Linked DNA regions of Mus musculus: region 1 is linked to region 2. A link is a contact called in ENCODE Hi-C or POLR2A ChIA-PET data. All regions are on one chromosome and are shown on one strand. Each heading gives the region's core, a stretch centred on a gene start or an enhancer-like site at or near the end of the contact. The rest is flanking DNA. Distances are from core to core; before and after follow the strand shown.

Region 1 (3,950 bases), core at 1,038-3,537, 530 kb after region 2:
CTCATGCGGTCCTGCCCACGAGGGGTGATGTATTCAGACAGCTCCCTCCCACTACGCTTCTACTAGACTGTGCCACTTGAGGATAAAATGGTAGCCACCAACATGTTCACTGTGTCTGAGCAGAAGTGAGCTGGGCTGGGACTCAGGGCCAGGGAGAGAGGGAAACTCAATTACTCCAGGGAGTAGTCCCACCATGACACCCTACTCCAAGCCTGCCAGGAAACCAGAAGCACAGGATAGCAATCTAAACCTCCGAAGCTGCTCCGTCCTCCCAGAGAGCTCGTAAATCCTGGTGTGTAGACATGGTGTTCTTGCAGAGAGGTGCTCAGCAAATACTAGCCTTGCTAAGCAAAGTGACCACCTTAGAGGACAGCCTGGAGCTCATCACATCTTTTATTGGCATGTGTGCTTTGGCATCTTGTCACTAGGCTATCAGTAATGACTGACATGTGTGTGACCATTGATGTGCTAGAAGCTGGGAGACAGCACAGTGAACAGGTTATGGTTTTGAGGGTTTTTTTTGGGGGGGGGTCCACTTGCCAGATCAATGGGTAGTCCTAATGTAAAATGTTAAGGACCGTGGGAATAAGGAGCGACAGCCAGTTTGGGGTGAGCATCCTAGGCCAAGGGAAGCAGGCTGGGTAGACCAAGCTAGAGAGGAGCGTGGAGCTAGCAAGGCGTCTACCTTTGCTTCATTCCTGCCCTGCCTGAACTCACATCCTCAAGACAGTAATGCCCTATTGGTGTGTAGCAATCTTTGAGACTCAGGAGATACTGATCTCCATGGGATACTGAGTAAAGCTCCTGGAAAATTCCAGAAGAAGAATGGATAATGAATGTGTTCACCTAACTCAGGGAGGGCTTCATTATTCTTTTTTCGAGACAGGGTTTCTCTGTGTAGCCCTGGTGTCCTGGAACTCACTTTGTAGACCAGGCTGGCCTCAAACTCGGAAATCCACCTGCCTCTGCCTCCCAAGTGCTGGGATTAAAGGTGTACACCACCACTGCCCGGCTCAGCTTCATCATTCTTTAACCATATGTTGCACAGTATTTTGTTACATAATTCAAGCCTGATTATAATCTGTAGAATGATGCGGGTAACGTTTCTACTCCAGTTTGGGAAAACTGTTCACTGTTTCTATTTTTTTCAGTGTTTTTTCATGTGAATCTATTGACTAGTTGGGTTCCTGTTTTAAAGTCTCTTATAGAGCTTTTATAAAAATCATGTTTTAATTTTAAATCATTTCCTGCAGTCAATTTCCAGTTTTCCTAGTCACGTGGAAGTATCCAGAACCCTTAAAGAATCCATGTGTGTGTTCCTGATAGAAGAACCTCTTCTCTGCCTCAGAGAAAAGAAATGTCTGTCTCTAAAATGACTTTCAACCCAATCCTTAGGAATTCCCCTTGGAAACTTTTAACTTGGTAGCTCAGTGGCAGAAGGTACCGTCAGAGAGAGCTTTTGTGGAATTTAGAGAAAAGCCATCCGTTAGATGACTCGCGTTTAAAAGCTCATTTGCAGACACTTACCTGGAAAAGTGTGTTCGGCCCTTGCAGCCTGGCAGGACTCAGTGGGGCGACAGGACTAAGGCTGCTCCAGAAGTGTATGCTGGGCAGCAGCGGACTCGAGGCCAGAAACAGTCCACTTGGTGTCTAGAAGACAAGGCAACAGGCAGCTCTTGATTGGGGGTCACCTAACACCAGCCATGACCAAAAAGCAGCGGAGTGGTCAGTGTGTGAGAACCAAGCCTCGCCTTCTCGGGAAAACTGGGCAACTTTAGTTCTCTCCACATGACTAGGAGTAGCTTAATTCTCAGTACTAATTTTATGTGCAGTTCTTAGGCAAGCTACATTCTGGTTGGAAAAGTCAGGTTTGTAGCAACTTGTCAAACAGTTCCTTCTGTCCCTTCCCCCTGCTCCCAGTAGACAAATGTATAGACTGAATAGGATCCCTGGAAGGGGGGCTTCGTTTCTTATCAAACTGTTTAGCCACAGTGGACAGCGATCACACCCAAAGTTTACAACACCCCCCCACCCCCGCCCACGGGCCACATGCTTGTAAAAAGGATCATCTTGGGCATCATGCCCCATTATCAACAGCCCTGTAATAATTGAAATTCTATGAGCATGGCTTGCAGCCGCTTGTTCAGAAGCCCTGAGCTGATCTTGCGGACTTCACTCTGGACGTGGGGCTGGGAGGAATCCATTGCCCTGGCAATGGGAAAGTAGGGCTGTGGAGCCAGAATGCAGCGTTTCTTAGAAGTGACGGACTGGCATTTGCTTGCCCGCACTCGGCAGGAGGCCTGGCCCACAAGCCAGCTAAAGGGCAGGAGAAACAAGCCGTCCCAGCCAGTAAATCTGCACGGCTTTTCTTCTCAGCAGAGGCAAACTCCCTGGCCCAGGGTGTCTGCACCTCTAGTGACCAGAGGAGCCCCTCAATAAGACTCTTTGTGTAAGAACACAGCAAAGGCGCCAGCATTAAAGATTGCATCATGCTGGATGCCGCCGTGTTATTTTTTCCTAGAACTGGCCCCGGCAGCCTCTGTAATTATCAAATGCATTTGAGCTTAAACCTAAATTGAAAGGTTTGCTCTGTTCAGCGGGAGAGAGAGACAAACATCCAGTGGTCTTCCAGCCGAAGTGCTGACTGGTAAACAGATTTAAACCAAGTTCTTTGAGTCTTTGGTTCCATGGCATTTCCTTCTACATATTGAATGGCCTACGAGGTTACTAGGATAAATACGTGTTTTGAGTTAGTGATCCATTTTTTTTTTCCTAGTTGGAGGCAATTTCACAAGTGTGCTAGGCCAGCTGGCCTCATGGTTAAAAATAAATGGGTAAGCATGAGCTCTGACAGGGTTCCCATGTTCAGAACCTCTGCTCATTAGCTAGACAACCTCGGACGAACAGCCCAGCCTCTCTGGTCCTCAATCTTAATCTGTCAACTGGGGGAAAGGAAAATGTATGCTATTGCAGGGTTGCTGCAAGGACATGTAATTCAAATGATACTCTTAATATATTACTATATATTATATTAGTTTTATATAGTAATATACACATTATTTTATATATTATTTACCTTATATATATTACAGCATACAATATAAATAGATATTTACATATTATATAAAAGTATGGATAATGTATATATATAATGTATATATATGACCAATACACAAAGATGTCAAGTCTAAGAGACTCAGGTCATTTTGTAAATCAGTAATAAATATAAAATGTACCAGACATACTCATTAAATAGAATTTATCCATTCATGAGGAATTCTCAACTGGGTGCTAAAAAGTTCTGGGAATCCAACTTGTATGGGTAGGTTAGGCCCTAGTCCGCAGACCCAGGTGCTTTGAGGTACTTTAGAGCCAGGTTCAAACCACAGTGTTATTAACAGTTAATAACCAGGGTCAGTGCTCTCAGGTTCTTCTCAAAGTCGGCAGGCACAGTCTTCTAAACCAGAAAGGGCAGCTACCATTTTCTCATCCAAGGCCACAAACTCACACGTCTGGGAAATATGTAAAGTGCAGGATCTACCGTTTACATCCCCTCTGGATCTGAGGCGCTTGCACATTTGTTTCCAAGGAATACAGGATGCACATAGAATGCAGGGGCCTTCTGTTTCTCATGGTTAATACATTTGAAATGCCTTCTATAATATATGCAAATAAACATTGTGAAATGACTTCATTCACTCCTCCTCCAATTGCAGTTCTCGCCGGAGATCCTGCAACCTTAAAGGAAGGATTGTTTGGGAACTTGGAAGGGGAACTTCCTAAAGAGCTTTGCCTGGGTTATCTCAGGACATTGCAGAGCCTCCAAGGTGTCTCTGCCTGACCTGGAGGGAGGACCGCCTGTAAAGGGCAGGCTTTTCGGGGCTGTTGAGGAGCCTGGGAATGCCTGGCTTAACAAATGGCTACAGTTGTTCCTGATGTCAGTGAAAAGA
Region 2 (3,612 bases), core at 1,033-3,532:
ATTCTAGCACCCAATTCAATGTTGTTCATGGAACTTCTACTCTCTTCTTTGTTCCCATAACAATGCCCGCCTCCTCACACAGGAATTTTGAAATATTCCTGATCCATACTAAGTACTCCGCAGGGAAATAAACTAAGTAATGTTCTCATATTTTTTTAATGTGCTATAATCTAGCCATCCTGGAAGTCTGAATCCCACTGTGCCAAGTTTTCCAAACTCTAAAATTAACAACAAAGTTAAATAAGTTGCCACTGTATCCTAAAACCAACTCTTGGTCCCAGACCTCTGACTTTTTATTCAGTGTGATGTTCCCAGCACATAAATCTGACAGAATGATGCCACAAGCCAAGGCAGTCTAGACAGAAAGCAGAGAGGCTGCTCCAAGCACTCTGAAGGGCAGCAGTACTGTGAAAGACGGTGTATTTAAACATACAGAGGAGAGAAAAGGCAGAGAAATATGCTCTCACACTCAGTATGGGTGGTACCATGGTACTATTATTACAGGGCCGGCAGTGGTGGTGGTGCACGCCTTTAATCCCAGGCAGAGGCAGGTGGATCTGTGAGTTTGAGGCCAGCCTAGTCTGTGGAGCTAGTTCCAGACAGCCAGGGCTACACAGAAAACCCCTATCTCAGAAACAAAACAAACAAACAAAAACAGCAACAAAAAAGAGTACTATACTACTATCCAATTAACAAACTTGGTAATTCAATTTATCCTATTGCCTGTCTGAAGACATTAGATATATTAACAATGAGTTTGAATGAAGTGGGTTGCAACCGATATTTGTTTAGATAGAAATAAAATCAATGGAGAAAACTAAGGCACAAGCAGATGCTAGTTTTTAATTCCTGTGTGTGTGTGTGTGTGTGTGTGTGTGTGTGTGTGTGTGTGTGTGTTTAATCCATAGTGTTCCTGTGTGTGTGTGTGTGTGTGTGTGTGTGTTTAATCCATGGTAGCCACACAAAATATGTTTCTTTTTATAGGTCAACACAGTTTCATTGATACTTGAAGTCTAATAAAAAGTGGTTACTTTTTTTTTTTTTTTTTTGGTTTTTTGAGACAGGATTTCTCTGTATAGTCCTGCCTGTCCTGGAACTCACTCTGTAGACCAGGCTGGCCTTGAACTCAGAAATCCGCCTGCCTCTGCCTCCCGAGTGCTGGGATTAAAGGTGTGCGCCACCACGCCCTACTTTTTTTTTTTTTTTTTTTTTTTAAGGGATGCTACGGCAGCTACAACACACTGAATTGATTCCATCTGGTGACATAGGGGGCTGAATTTAACCAAGGTTAAAGGCCAACAGTGGTCAAAGACACGCCCCCACATCATCAACAAAAGCATCATACATATCTGGGTTCCAGAGGACAAACTAAAAAGCATAAGGCAGAAATCATTGAGTCTCAAGAGGAAAAATAAATAAATAAATAAAGTTTATGGAAAGGATTAAAACAGTTATTTGTTGTGCATATTTTTGGATACAGTAGTGTGTGGGGTGGTTCTGAGTTAGAAGGGACCCCTAGTAGGTGAGGCTAAAAACTTGCAGAGTCACCTGTTGAATTGTAGACAATGTTTCTATTTGGTGACTAAAACACTTACTCAATGCCCCTTGTTCCCCGGCCCATGGAAAAACACAGGGTAGAAAAGTTGAACTCTGAAGAACAGTAAACAGCTGCAAGCTGCTGCTACCCTAACCCCACACAAGGAGCCTACTGTGCAGTGTGGTGCAATGAGTGGATCAAGGCTCTTCAGAAGAGTTAAGCGACCCACACAGCTTCAGTGAGGCTGACTTCACGGAGACCTCTCACAGTCCCTTCGCTTGGCTTCTGGGCTCTGACATCAGTCCCCGGGAGAGGATCCCGGGAAAGAAGAGCGACAGCGACCAACTGCACTCTCTGCTCAAGAAGAGTTCTCGGGAGTTGCACCCCTAGCCCAGGGCGCCTGCGCTCAGCAGCTACGGGCGAGCCAGACCCGGGAGTCGGGGTGGACGAGCCGCTCGGGGCAGCTTGGCCCTTAAATCCGGGGCCCGCGACCCGGTCCTGTCCTGTCCTGTCCTGCCCGGTCCCCGGCCACTTTCCAGCGCGCGCGCGCGCCCGCTGCCGCCCAACGCAGGACCGAAGAGGCTGACCTCGGGGGTCCCCGGCCCAAGGCCACCGCGCTCACAGAGCCTCCCTGTCAGGCGGAACCTCACCTCTCAAGCGTGGGGCCACAGGGGAGGCCCAGCTCCACCCGTTCCTCGCTGCGCTTCCGGCTCCCGCCTGGACTGTTAAACTTGGGCGGCCGGAAGTCCCGCCTCGCATGACGTCACGGGAAAGGCGGTGCCCCGAGCGCTCAGCCCGCGGGGGTGCTGGGTGGCCTCCCACCCTGGGGCGGTGCAGAGGAAGATATCCTAGCCTGTAGCTACTGCTCCTTTATCACTCATTTGTTTGCTGGCTACTGTGTGCCAGGCGCTGAGTTAGGCTGTGGGTGTGCACTTACTGTGTTTAGCTTGAAGGGACAAGAGGTCAGTCAACACGCAGGTTCCCTAGCCTGCTGGAGATTACAGTCTAGTTAGGAAGTTAATATTAACACTTCTGTAGGGAAAGGGAAGGCAAGAATAAAATGCCAGGCAGTGGCGGTGCACACCTTTAATCCCAGCACTAGGGAGGCAGAAGCAGGCAGACTGCTGAGTTCTAAGCCAGCCTGGTCTACAGAGTGAGTTCCGGGACAGCCAGGGACTACACAGAGAACCTCTGTCTTGAACAAAACAAAACAGAAGAATAAAAGATGGGGAATTCACGGGCAACTCTCAGTTCCCACAAAAAAAGGTGTCACAGTTATCACAAAGAAGAACGCTCATAATAAAGGCAATTAACATGGTTGGTTTAGGAGAGGATTACTTGAGAGGAAGCCAAGAAAAGCTGCAGGTTAAACATCTAACTTCAAAGGGGTGTGGTGGTACAAGCCTTTAATCCTAGCACTCAGGAGGCAAAGGCAATGGGATCTCTGTGAGTTCAAATCCATCCTGGTCTACTGAACGAGTTCCAGGACGGTTATACAAAGAAACTCAGTTTCAAAGAGGGGAGGGAATGGAGAGGAAATTGTGGCAGGAGTGGGAGAAGGAAAGGAGGGGAAGAGAAAGGAAGGGGTGGGAGGGAAAAGGAGGAAAGCAGAGGAGAGGAACATCTAACCCAAAACGAACCCTAACCCTGAGAACAAACCCAGTAGTGACTTCAGCCTCTGAGCTAGCCATCTTCACATCCGCAGCTTCACATGCTGCTGTTCAGGTACATGAACACCAACTCAGTGGTTTTTTGGTTTTTTTGTTTTTGAAGGAAATGTATTTCATGGTAGAAAGGGGCCAATGAACTGAGTTTTCCCAACATTCCTGCTAAAAGATTGCTCTGTTGAGAGTTCTTACTTCCATCACTGATAGCATGTTCCTATGGAAAGTGTTGCTCCTTTGTCCCAGGTGCACACCGGATGTGTTTCTCAACTGGATACATAATGTCCCAGTTATCTGAACCCATATCAAAAACAACTGGAAACCTAAGAAGTGCCAATCCCCACCTCCCCTAGGAGAAAAAGAAGTCTCTCCAGCTTCTGGAAGCTGGTGAGGAACAACCATAAAATGAAG

Evidence for each region. A loop is a pair of places that touch in the nucleus more often than their neighbours do. ChIA-PET counts read pairs that join two places held with the same protein, here RNA polymerase II (POLR2A).
Region 1: a map of T-helper 17 cell shows a loop between it and region 2 (4-fold over the local background). The contact joins the enhancer-like site here to the promoter of Nedd1 in region 2. A Hi-C loop is called at or near these places in 1 of 37 maps with a recorded cell type or tissue (T-helper 17 cell). POLR2A ChIA-PET finds 5 or more read pairs at or near these places in 1 of 5 experiments (embryonic stem cell).

Annotation. Positions count from the first base shown.
Region 1 is chr10:93,253,162-93,257,111 of GRCm38, forward strand. Elk3 (ELK3, member of ETS oncogene family) reads right to left here. Exons shown (of 5, transcript NM_013508.2): 4 at 1,528-1,650. Among named protein-coding and RNA genes, the nearest start is that of Gm32551, 30 kb to the right of the region's middle. Within about 2 kb of position 2,288, at least 2 of the 3 ENCODE cell types and tissues checked have a DNase peak (open chromatin) inside an H3K27ac peak, as active enhancers do.
Region 2 is chr10:92,720,136-92,723,747 of GRCm38, forward strand. Nedd1 (neural precursor cell expressed, developmentally down-regulated gene 1) reads right to left here and starts at 2,283. Exons shown (of 15, transcript NM_008682.2): 1 at 2,188-2,283.